2 separate regions of the Homo sapiens genome follow, and region 2 is linked to region 1. Evidence: chromatin loops called from intact Hi-C (ENCODE). Cell type or tissue: heart left ventricle. All regions are shown on one strand. Each heading gives the region's core, and the rest is flanking DNA. Links, peaks and the distances in the headings are about the cores only.

The links. A loop is a pair of places that touch in the nucleus more often than their neighbours do. Peaks named below come from ENCODE experiments on the same cell type or tissue, not always from the same donor. Only the 100,000 strongest peaks of a DNase experiment are listed, where the experiment ranks them.
Region 2: a loop joins it to region 1, with 2.6 times the contacts of the local background. A loop is called at or near these places in 55 of 110 quality-filtered maps.

Annotation. Positions count from the first base shown.
Region 1 is chr1:241,528,758-241,534,794 of GRCh38, reverse strand. It overlaps KMO (kynurenine 3-monooxygenase), which reads right to left and starts at 2,417. Exons shown (of 15, transcript NM_003679.5): 1 at 2,297-2,417. The coding sequence starts at 2,350. RefSeq lists an enhancer at 2,685-2,834. In heart left ventricle, for the core only: a CTCF peak has its summit at 3,320 (motif pointing left); no DNase peak of the experiment used is centred there; H3K4me3 peaks cover 1,090 bases; H3K27me3 peaks cover 1,319 bases.
Region 2 is chr1:241,844,636-241,850,365 of GRCh38, reverse strand. It overlaps EXO1 (exonuclease 1), which reads right to left and starts at 2,162. Exons shown (of 16, transcript NM_130398.4): 1 at 2,013-2,162; 2 at 1,339-1,635; 3 at 1,150-1,254. RefSeq lists an enhancer at 2,127-2,466. In heart left ventricle, for the core only: CTCF peaks have their summits at 2,298 and 2,497; DNase peaks (open chromatin) are centred at 2,205 and 2,455; H3K4me3 peaks cover 1,384 bases; H3K27ac peaks cover 556 bases.

The sequences.
Region 1 (6,037 bases), core at 512-5,511:
ATGATCAGACTCATGTTTTAGAAGGGTGTTTCTGGCTGTGGTGTGTAGTATGGACTATAAGGGAAAAGGAGTTAAAGCTGGGAGACTAATTTGGAGCTTGTTGCAGGAATAAGGATGGCGGATGATAATGGCTTGGGCCAGGATGGTTGTAATGGCTAGAATTTAAATGTATTTTGGATATAGAGCCTCAAGGCTTACTGATGGAGTGAAAGAAGAATAAGCGTTTGCACAAAATGACAATAGGAATCAAACATGATGCGTAAGCATGGACTTGAACAATAGGATGGATAGAATTCTTTTGCAGAGGAATTTTAGTTGCTCCCTAATACGCAAGTAGTAATTTTTGTCTCCTATTTTCCAGCATATGTATGACGTGGTTACATGATGACAATCTCATGTTATTCAGGGAGAAATCCATGGATGACACCCACATTTTTATGCCCCCCAAAACCATATATACAATCACATATTTGTTATCTCTCCCTTGGATTTCTAAGAGACAATTTTTAAAATGAGACATCACTGCTGCCACCTTAGTCCAAGTCTTGAGCTAACGTAACAGCCTCCTAACTGGTCTATCTTGTCATCTTAAAATGTTCCTAGTCATTCTCCACATAATGGTCCAAGGGACCTTTTAAAATCACAACTTAATTTCCTGCCTAAAATCCTCCAATAGTTTCCCATTGTAATTTGAACAAAATCTGATCTTCTTGCCTGGACCTCTAAGATCCTACAAGATCTGGTCTGTCAGCTTTTCTGGCCTCATCAGCTACTCTTCTCTGGCCTCAGGCAGTTCCTGCCTTTCTTTCTGCTCCTTGAACTTGGGCAGCTCATTATTGCCTGAGGGTTTCTCTTCCTGCTGTTCCCTCTGCCTGAAATGCTCTTTCTCAAGATCTTCACGTAGTTAGTTCTATCTGATCATTCAGGTCTCTGGTCACATGTCCCTTCAGCAGAGCAGCTGTCCCTGACCACATTCTAAACAGGTACTCCCAAAGATACTCTCTACAGCACTACCCTGTTTTCGTTTCTTTCATAGTGCTTCTCTTTAACTGAAATTGTCTTATTTGTTTTCTTCTTCCTTGTCTTTTTCTTCTCTGGAATTCTCACCCTCGCATCCCTACTACCTAAAACAATATTGGTACATAGTAATCAGATTTTGTTGAACACATGAATTCTCATTTTGTGCAACATTTTGATAGGACAGATTGGACACAAGCCTAGTATGAAGCAGTGACGACACATGTCCCAACCAGTGACCAACACATCATGTGATAGCATTTCTAAATGAAAATTTAGAATCAGAAATATTAAAAGAACTGTTCTAGCACTTTGGGGAAAAGACACTAAGGAAGGCAGAACAAAAGACAGCATATACTGTATAAATACATGTGTGGCATAAAATATACCATCTATATTCAGCCTAGAACAGTGTTACGCCCTCAATAAATTTTTTGTTGAGTGGATATATGAATAATTAATGAAAAGTCTCCAAATGATTTGACCAAAGGTGATAGGGAAATGATTTAACCTTGACTAACTGGGATGTTTGTATTCTGAAACAGAAATTCTGCTGAGATGGGAAAAAGCAAAGTTGAATCGGAGCAGACCCATGTTAAACAGAACTACCTTTGGCACCATAACTATGAAAGCAGAGAGTGACCTCTCCTTCCGTCTTGTTAGGTATGGGGGAAGCCCCAGCACCTTTACGTCACGTGCTCAGTGAGAGGTGAACACCTCACTCCACTGTCTTAGGTGCTCCACTGGAAGAGTCAAGTAAGTCAGGCGACCACATAAATCTTATTCCCAATTACTCATATAACTAGTGAACATTCAACATGATACTTTGACGTTAGCTTCATGTTTCTTGACCCTTTTATTCTCATTAGACAGCATTAACTGAGTTATTAAACAAAGCGGAACAAATGTTTTTATTAAAATGAATATTGAGACTAATTCCTGTTCCTAAAAACATAGCCAATTTGGGGATAAAATCAAATTCAATTTGCATTATTTTTGCTTTTTAACAAATCCTAAACCAAAATGATGAGGGAAAACAGAAACCTTTGTATTTAATGGCTATAAAATACCTTTCCTGAAAAAGAACAGATTAAAACTCATACTATATTAAATCTATGAAAATAAAAATATTAAAAAAATAAACAAAATAGCTGTATTTAAATATCAGAGTTTTCACAAGAAAATTAACAATTTGCAGAAGTGACGAATAATAATCATTACGAGTAATAATAGTTAATATAATACCACCAACAATAGTAATCCATCTGAAAATTCTTACCAAGCCACCACCAATGACAGCTACTTTTTTCCTTTGAATGACAGATGAGTCCATAACTGCTGAAGTATTTTTCACAATTATTGTTGCTTCTGTCACTGAGTGACACTGATTTCTGTGTCTCCTACACACTGATTTCTCTGAGTTTTTATACTGCCCCAAGCCTAGTGCATTCATGAGCCAGCGGCAATGTTTAGTCAGGGCTAATTTCCCTTGACAGTATTAACCCATTAGTTGGCCAAAGTACAATCAGCTCAGCTCTAAGAAAAAATAAATCCATTACAATAACCAAATTTTTTAAAAAATCCATCCAATTGGAGACACTCTATTTTTTCTATCTTCTGTGTAAGACACAGAAATTTTTAAGCAGTCTTGTGGCTTTTCTTCTTCTTTTTCTACAGCATATATTCTTAGTTTCGTTTTCATTCATGATTAACCATGAATGGAGCCCTTCTCATCTGAAGTCCAAAAACATCTTATACCTCCCTTAGAGAGTAAGATGACATGGTTTCATAATTCATCTGTGGATCATTTTTGTGGTTAAGACCAATCAAAAATTTCATCTAAAGGGTCCTCATGGATTGTTTTTAACAGGCTCTACCAGGGAAAATTCTCTGCAAGGTCTTAATATTCTCCCGATCAACATTTTGAATTGTGTAACTGACCATACTTCCCCTTTTTTTTTTCAGCCCAGATGCTAGAAAATTTAGAATCTAATTTTAGAATCGAAAATTTAGAGTCTAATTACCACTAGGGGAGATGACTGACACAACGCTTCTGTAAACTCATTCCCGACTTCATATTATCTATTCACTTTTTTGTCTTTTTCACTCCGTTTTAAATGTTATACTTTTGTGCATGATTTGCGAATGGCAATTGTTTTCTGGAACATGATGTGGTGTAATGTAAAATAAGAACATAAATGAAGTTGTTTCTTCACTTCCTGTTAAGCACATAAAGAATTCAGAACGTTTTTTTCCCTGGTTAGGAACTAGAGTTAAATGGCATTCAATAGTGACCCCTTGTGGATAAGCATGATTAGGTATTTTATTTATTTTGAATAGGTAATACATTAACATGGCATGAAATTAAAGACACAAAAGAGTACACGGTGAATAGTAATCCTGCTAACCTTGACCCTTGGCCACCTATTCCTCCTGCCCAAAGACAACAACTGTTTTGGTGTGTGGGTTACCGTATTCTTCTACACGTTGATTATGTCTTTCTTGTTCTTCCTCTCTCTCCTTTTCTCTCTCTCTTTCTCTCACTCTCTCATTCCCTTCCTTCCTTTCTTTTTAAACATACATTTAAAAACTTTTTCCACATCATATTTCTCACTTTACAACATATAGCTTGAGAATTCTTCAATATCAATATGTAGAGAATATGTATCAATTCCTCAGTATCAATATGTATCATTGTTAAAAAATCTTTTAAAAATTATGAACTATAACACAAATGAACAGTATAATAAGTTACTGTAAAGCAAGTATCCATGTAACTACCATTTAGGTGCAGAGAGAGAATATTGCCAGAATCCCAGAAGTCTAACGTGCCCCCTGTTAATCACCCCTCCTTCGTAGAGGTAACTGCCATACCAACTTTCTTTGCTTTTATGTATAATTGTACCATGATAGATGCATCCCTAAAATAGTTTAGTGTTGACTTTTTTGAACTTTCCTATAAATGAACTTATACTGTTTATTTTTTTACAACTTGCTTCTTTTTCTCAATATTATATCTCTTAAGATCCATTTGTGTTGTTGCATGTTTTTCCAGTTCATTCATTTTTATCGTCATTTATTATTTGTCCATTGTGCTGTTGATGGACATTTGGGGTGTTTCCAAATTTTTAATATCATGAATAATGGTGTTGCCATAAACACTCTTGTGTATACAATGTCATGTACATATGTATGAGTATCTCTAGGTTTCATATGCTGTTTATGCTTTTTTGTTTGTTTTTTGTTTTTTGGGTTTTTTTGAGATGGAGTCTCACTCTGTCACCCAGGCTGGAGTGCAATGGTGCAATCTCGGCTCACTGCAACCTCTGCCTCCCAGGTTCAACTGATTCTCCTGCCTCAGCCTCCCGAGTAGCTGGGATTACAGGTGCCTGCTACCACGCCTAGCTAATTTTTGTATTTTTTCAGTAGAGATGGGGTTTCACCATGTTGACTAGGCTGGTCTTGAACTCGGCCTCAAGTGGTCCACCCGCCTCAGCCTCCCAAAGTGCTGGAATTACAGATGTGAGTGACTGCGCCCAGCCATGTTTATGCATATTTTTAACCTTTCTGAATAAACGAAAGTTACATTCCAAAGTAGTGCATTAGCTTTTACTTAACACAATGTGTAAAATTTGTCTTCTGCTGTATCCTCACCAATGTATGTATTGCCAAGAATTTTTAATTTTTGCCAGTCTGGTAGATGTGCTTTATATTTCAGTGTTCTTTTAATTTGCAGTCCTTTGATTATCAGTGAAGTTGAGCACATTTTTACCTGTTCATTCACAACTTCTTTTTCTTCTTCTGTATAGGTAGTGTTAATTTTTGGGGGGGGAGGGTGGGAATTTTTTTTTCCTTTTTTGAGTCCCATTGCATATGAACTTTAGTACTTAGATATGTCACAAATAACATTTCATTCACTCTGTGGCTTGCCTTTTTGCTTTCCTAGTGGTGTCTTTTGATGAAAGAATATTCTTCATTTAATACATTCTTTTCCCTTGTGGTTAGAGTTTTTCATGTCATGTTTTATCACTTTTTTTGTATAATCTTGAGGTCATGAGGATATTCTTCCATGTTGACTTCTAAAATAGTTATAATTTACCTTTCATTTTTAGGTCTATGATCAACATGGAGTTAGTTTTTTTGTTTTTGGAATGCTGTGATATAGATGTCAAAATTTTATTTGTTTTCCAAATGAATACCCAATATTCCCTGTACCAATAAATGAAAAGACTTTCCTTTTCCCGCATTGCCTTTGGTGTAGGTCCAGTGTTCATATATGTGTGGGTCTCGTTCCAGGTTTCTATTCTATTTCATTCCATATAGTCTATACTGCCCATACTATACCTACTAATGCCAGTTCCAAAGCCAAATTACAATAGCTTTAATACAATCCTTAATATCTTCATCAATTCACCCACCTTGTCCTTCATTAATAATGTATTGACTATTCTTGGTGCTTTGTATTTCCATCTGTTTTAGAATCAGCCTGTTAATTCCATTTTAAAAATCCCTAAAATAAAAATATGGTTGGGATTTTTGACTGGGATTGCTTCGAAGTTATACATCTATCTGGAAAGAATAACTATTTTGACTACTGCGTCTTTCCATTCAGAATATGATATGCCCCTCCCCACCATCTGTTTGTCATCTCCAAGGCTTACAAAGTTATATTCTTTCCCTGTAGAGGTTTGATCCCCTATTATTATGTTTAGGTAATTGATTTTTTAAATTTTATTGTAAATAATATCTTTCATTTCATTTTCTACTATTAATAGTATTTAGAAACACATTATTTTCCATTTTGTGAGCTTGTATGCAGCAGCATTGCAAAAGTTATTAATTCTATTGATTTTGTCTGTAGATTTTTTGATTTTTCTTTTCACCCAATCGCAATGACAGTCCCTTCCTTCCTTCTTTCCTTCCTTCCTTCATTCCTTTTTGTCTTTCTTTCCTGTTGACTGAATGGTGGATTTTTCTCTTCACCACAATCATGGTAGTTTCTCTCTCTCTCTCTCTCTCT
Region 2 (5,730 bases), core at 256-5,255, 320 kb before region 1:
AATACATTTATTAAAACATCTTAGACAAATGAAGAGAAAGCTTGGAGTCCAATGCAGAAATTGGTTTGTTGTTTTTTTTTTTTTTTGAGACGGAGTCTCGCTCTTTCGCCCAGGAGGGACTGCAGTGGCCTATATCGGCTCACTGCAAGCTCCGCCTCCCGGGTTCACGCCATTCTCCTGCCTCAGCCTTCCCAGTAGCTGGGACTACAGGCGCCCGCCACCGCGCCCGGCTAATTTTTTGTATTTTTAGTAGAGACGGGGTTTCACCATGTTAGCCAGGATGGTCTCGATCTCCTGAACTCGTGATCCGCCCGCCTCGGCCTCCCAAAGTGCTGGGATTACAGGCGTGAGCCACCGCGCCCGGCCAGAAATTGTTCAGATATTCAAGAATCACTGCTCTTTAATATTTTAGCTGGGCTCCTCCCTATCAAACAATTTCCATAGGGTAGAATTTACATTAATCACTAATACTACCTCTAATGCCACTTGACTGTTGCTTATTGTTTGTTTAGTCTTTCCAAAGTGCTTTTGCACTTTCACTCCTGACACATGCTTCAAGGAGCCAGGCACAAACAAAACCATGCATGCGATGGCATCGCATTGCCTCTACAAAGGGCATTAATCATAAGGGTCAACGTGCAAATTCAAATAGGAGTAGAAACTCAAAACAGTTTGTAGGAAGGTAAGTATTTCAATTAAAAAACAAAGGAAAAATTCAAAAAGAATTACAGAAATGATCCTGTACTTTTTTAGGACTGAAATTCACTGCTATTAGAACGCATTATTCTAAGCACGAACATTCTGGTAATAAACAGTGGTGGCGCCCAGGGGCAACTCCATCAGCCTCTCTGAAAGCTACCCTAAAGAACTGTGAAACTGCGTCTGCTATGCAAATACAGCTTCAAGACAAATGCTTTAACTTTCCACCCCCTTCCATTCCGGTTGCAGCCCCCTAAGCCCTTTCTATACAGAGATTCTGGAACTGTCACAACCCTTTCTGATGAAACGACCTCCCCCCACTCTACAATAAAAAGTCAGTAATGGGCACTGAGCAGTTGCTTAGCATTTCATAATACAAATCTCTCCTATCAAACGTTAAGTTTGGAAGGAAAGGAAGAAAGAAAGTACAGGATCAGGAGGCAGCTTTACCCTGTTGACACCTTATCAGAGCTCTAAAGGCTCTGGTCCAGCAGTTCTCAAATTTCAGAGGTTCTTAGACTCTCAACTCCACTCAGTGACTGGGATTCACTAGTTCTGCTGTGAATGAATTTTAAACAAAGCAGTTAATCTGGATGCAGGTGGTCCTCAAGCCACAGTTTCAGAAAAACAGTCTCTTACCTCTCAGATGATATCTAAAAAGAGTTTTCTCTCACTCCGAGGAAAACGGATATAATAGTTCATGAAATTTACATAAGTTTCTTCTGGGCCAGGCAAATATCCTCGAATAATTATTTCTTCTTTAGCGTAGTAAGAATGGCTGAGTGCGATAGTAAGAATGACTGTGTACATATCTCAGAGGTCGCATGTGGCACTCGAGGTAACAATAACAGCACCATCTTCACTTTATCCCTCTGTCTCGCGGAGATGTGCAGGCGTGGCCCCCAAGCCCATTCCAGACGACACGTTTCCTTAGGCCTGCAAAATATTATGGGAAAATGTACTTGTCAACATTTAAAGGTGGAGAGATTGCATGTAAAACCTGGACTGCCAGCTTCTGCGGAAAAATGAGGTAAGTCTGGCAACCCTGGCGCCTGCTCCAGCCCGGAATCGTCTGCTCTCTTATCTCCCTCCGTTCACTGAACTGCAGACCTCTGGTTGCCAGACGTCCCCTCGGAACAAAACACATACTCCACTCAGGCTAAGGGCTCCGCTGTTGGGTTGGGAAGATCACGCCAGACCCTCTCCTTCCCTTCCTGGAAGACCCGAATCCCGAGAGGAGGGTCGGAGGTGACGCGCAGGTCGACCCCCAAGGGAACCCACCCATTAGCCTCCGCACAGCCCGCTCCTCTCACCTTCCGAGAAGGGACTCTCCTCCTCCCCTTGAGCGGAGCCGATTGCGGTTGGAGAAACCCGCTCCGACGCCCCTAACTCACTGTGGCCAGAGCACCCACGGCCGGCAACGCAGAACACGGGTAACTTGCCTACACAGCGCGCGAAAGGCTGACCTTTCAATTTGCGCGGGTTCCTTGCGGCCCCGCCCAGAGGATGTGACGTCAACGCGTATCCCGCAACCCGGTTCCGCCTCCTGCGGCTTCCAACTCATAGGGTTGCGTCCTGAGCTCTCCGTCTCGCTGGGTAGACAGCGGCTCACTGCCATACGACTGCAGCCGCTGCTGCCGGCCCGAACTCCGTGCGGCTTCTTGAGGGCGCGAGTGGCACTGGCGCTGATGGCCGATGGTGAGCACCGCCTCGGAAGTTGGGAGTGTTTACACCCGCCGGGGCTGCTGGGCGTTGTAGTTCCCTCCTGGCTGCAGCCCCAGTTCTGGAGGCTGATGTTGAAAGAGCGCCGTCGCGCGTTGATGTTGAGGCTTTTCAAACCTGAAAAAGTTGCTCAGTCCCCCTCGGCGTCATCAGTCCCATCCTAATTCCTTCATTCTCTTTAAAACGCCCGGTTGCCTCTACAAATCGAAATTGAATTCAGTTCACGCTGGGTTCTTTTCCCCATTGCAGTAGTAGTAGTGATTAAAATCTGCCCCTACCATTTTACCTAGAACCCAGCTTCGTTTATTTTTGACATAAGTCGGGGAAAAATTAGCTATATAACAAGACCTTGAAAATGGGCCTTAGAGACAAAGACTTTAGAGGCATTTTGGACTTTCATGGTCACTTGTGGCTAGGTTTCCAATCCTCATAACACCCCAGACCTCGTCGCTGTCCTCTTAGGGATATTGTAATTTAAAAAATTGGAAGAAACCTTAGGCCAGACCACAAAGTAATGTTCTGGGCTCAAAGATCAATAGGAATGATAATGCAGACTCAATTCAAGGAATTGAAGGGGAAGAAGTGAGCACATTGTTAAACATGCTCCCCATTTGATTACGTTCTTTACATCTTTTCCTCTTTTAAAGTCTTTTTATGATCACTCTAACATCTATCATGCCAATTTTAAAGGCATCTATGATGCCTTAAATTTGTTACTAAAATTGTTGAAAAGGTGCCACATTTGGGGAATGTGTTTGGAAAAGCTGTGTTGCTTTCTCCCTGGTTCTGGTCTTTAGAGCTGGGACTAGGAGAGATGAGAAAAGTTATCTTCCCTCCCTCTTCCAAAGGCTATGGTAGACCTAACCCTAAACTAGCTTGGAGTGGACTCTTGGAGAAAGTGGGGGACAATTTCAAACTGCAGTAGATTAAAGAGGAACTTCGATGTGGGCAGCATGTGTTTGTAGAGAAGCCTTCTTACACTCATTGGACTATCCAGCTGTAGTAACTGCTTCAGTACCTAGAATCCAACCATGAATATATCACACATGGGGGTCTTAGGAAGGAACCCCAAAATCAAAAAGGTGTCCATTCCAGTGTCACTGGATCTGTCATAAAACTAACATGAGAGTTTGCTGCACTGTGAACGGCTCATGTATTTACTGTGAATTTGACTCCCAAGGTTTCAAACTGTATTCTTGGCTGCAGTGTTCAAAGACTAAAATTGGAAAAGAAAACACTAGTTACAATACATTTCACTAACAGAATATTTTTACTCTTTGGGAGGACAAAACCATTTGCATCAATGTGTGCAGTAATTTACTACTGCCTTAAGTGTGCCTGTCAGTTCCAGGTGGCATGGAGGCATAAAGAGATGTCCTGTGTCTTCAAGGAACTTAAGATCTAGTTCTGTAGACAAAACACATGTTTATGAGACAGTTAAGTCACAAATCATGATGGCATGTTATTAAATGCTGAAATAAATGGTATATCCCATATGTTTCCAGCTTAAGACTCAGTTCCAATGTTACCAGTTTCCAAATGTCTTCCCTAAGTTAGATATTTGTTTGATATGCACAAGCATTCTGTGATGGCTCTTTGGTCCTGACACTTCTCATATTCTCATTGTGTTTGAATTGTCTTTGCCCTTCAATAGACTGAAAACCTTTTGAGGTAGGGTTGCCAGATTTAGCAAATAATAACGTAGGACACCCAGAAATTTGAATTTCAGATGAACAACAGATAAATTTTTAATATATCTAATGCAATATTTGAGACATATACTAAAAGAAATCCCTGTTTATCTGAAATTTAAATTTATCTTGGCATTCTGTAATTTTATCTGGCAACCTTACTTTGAGGGCAGGGATTATGTCTATGAATTTTCACATCCCAGTAGCACTAGTGTTGATTTTAAACATTTCAAATGTGTGGACTAATACATGAATGTCCTAGGTATGGCACTATTATTATGGGTTTTCTGGGCTGCTCTTATCTTTATTTTTTTATTTTTTATTTTTATTTTTATTTTTTTTTAAGACAGAGTTTCGCTCCTGTTGCCCAGGCTGGAGTGCAATGGTGCGATCTCGGCTCACTGCAACCTCTGCCTCCTGGGTTCAAGCGATTCTCCTGCCTCAGCCTCCCAAGTAGCTGGGATTACAGGCATGCGCCACCACGCCTGGCTAATTTTGTATTTTAAGTAGAGACGGGGTTTCTCCATGTTGGTCAGGCTGGTCTCGAACTCCCAACCTCAGGTGATCCGCCCGCCTCAGCCTCCCAGAGTGCTGGGATTACAGGCGTGAGCCACCGTGCCCGGCCAGCTCTTATCTTTAAATACTGTATCTTGTTGAAATATCAGGTTGCCTGATTTTTAATTTGGAAGATACTGTCTCCATTGTTATAGGGCAGTGTTTTCTACAGTGTGGAACTTAGCCAATGACTTGGGGCCTAGTGAGAGTTGTGGGTGCCCTCTAGATGGCCTCCTGCCTTTGCCTGGTTTCAGGCAGGGTTGCTAGAACCACAGCTGAGCAGCACCTTCCCCACCACACACACACATGCACACACACACACACACACACACACACACACACACTGATGCATACACCAGTAATTTCTAAGAAGAGACATAGGAGTGGGGGTTCTTTTTAGTCAGCAGCATTAGGAAGCTTTTTCTAAAGCTCAACTTCCCTCCAAATCAGAGACATGGGAACAAGGGACAACCTCAAGTGTTGGGCAAGTCAGCATCGTCTTGTCACCTCATATGGGACTAGGTTTTTATTTTGCTCCTCTGTTAAAATGAATGTGGATAGGTGTTCAAAACAGTATGTATGCAGTGTAAAGGTGAAGATGAAGGAATTGTGCACAGTGCTGGTGACTATTACATATATATGGAACAGAATATCCTTTTTCTTCTGACTGATCATCAACGGCTCTGGTTTTCTGTTTAAGTAACTTATTTTTAGGCGCTCATTTTTGCAGCTCAATTTGATTGATTTTGATTGCATTCAATTATTTTTACATTTTTAAATTATTTTAATCGAATGACTTTGTGTCCATTGTATTTTTACGGTTATTTCTATTATGGCAAGTGACACAGTGTTAACATGAAACTTGCTTTTTAAGTAAATTTAAGTTGAAAATCGATTAAGTAAACAATAGAACAGGTGTTTTGCAGCAATGGTAAATATGAGTAAGTGAGCTTTCCGTAACAGTCATTTCTTCCATCTTTAAAATAACCCTTCAGTATTCCCCTCATTTCTCTGCTCCTGTTATCGTAAAACTTTTTGAAAAAAAAAATCCTGTACTTCCTGT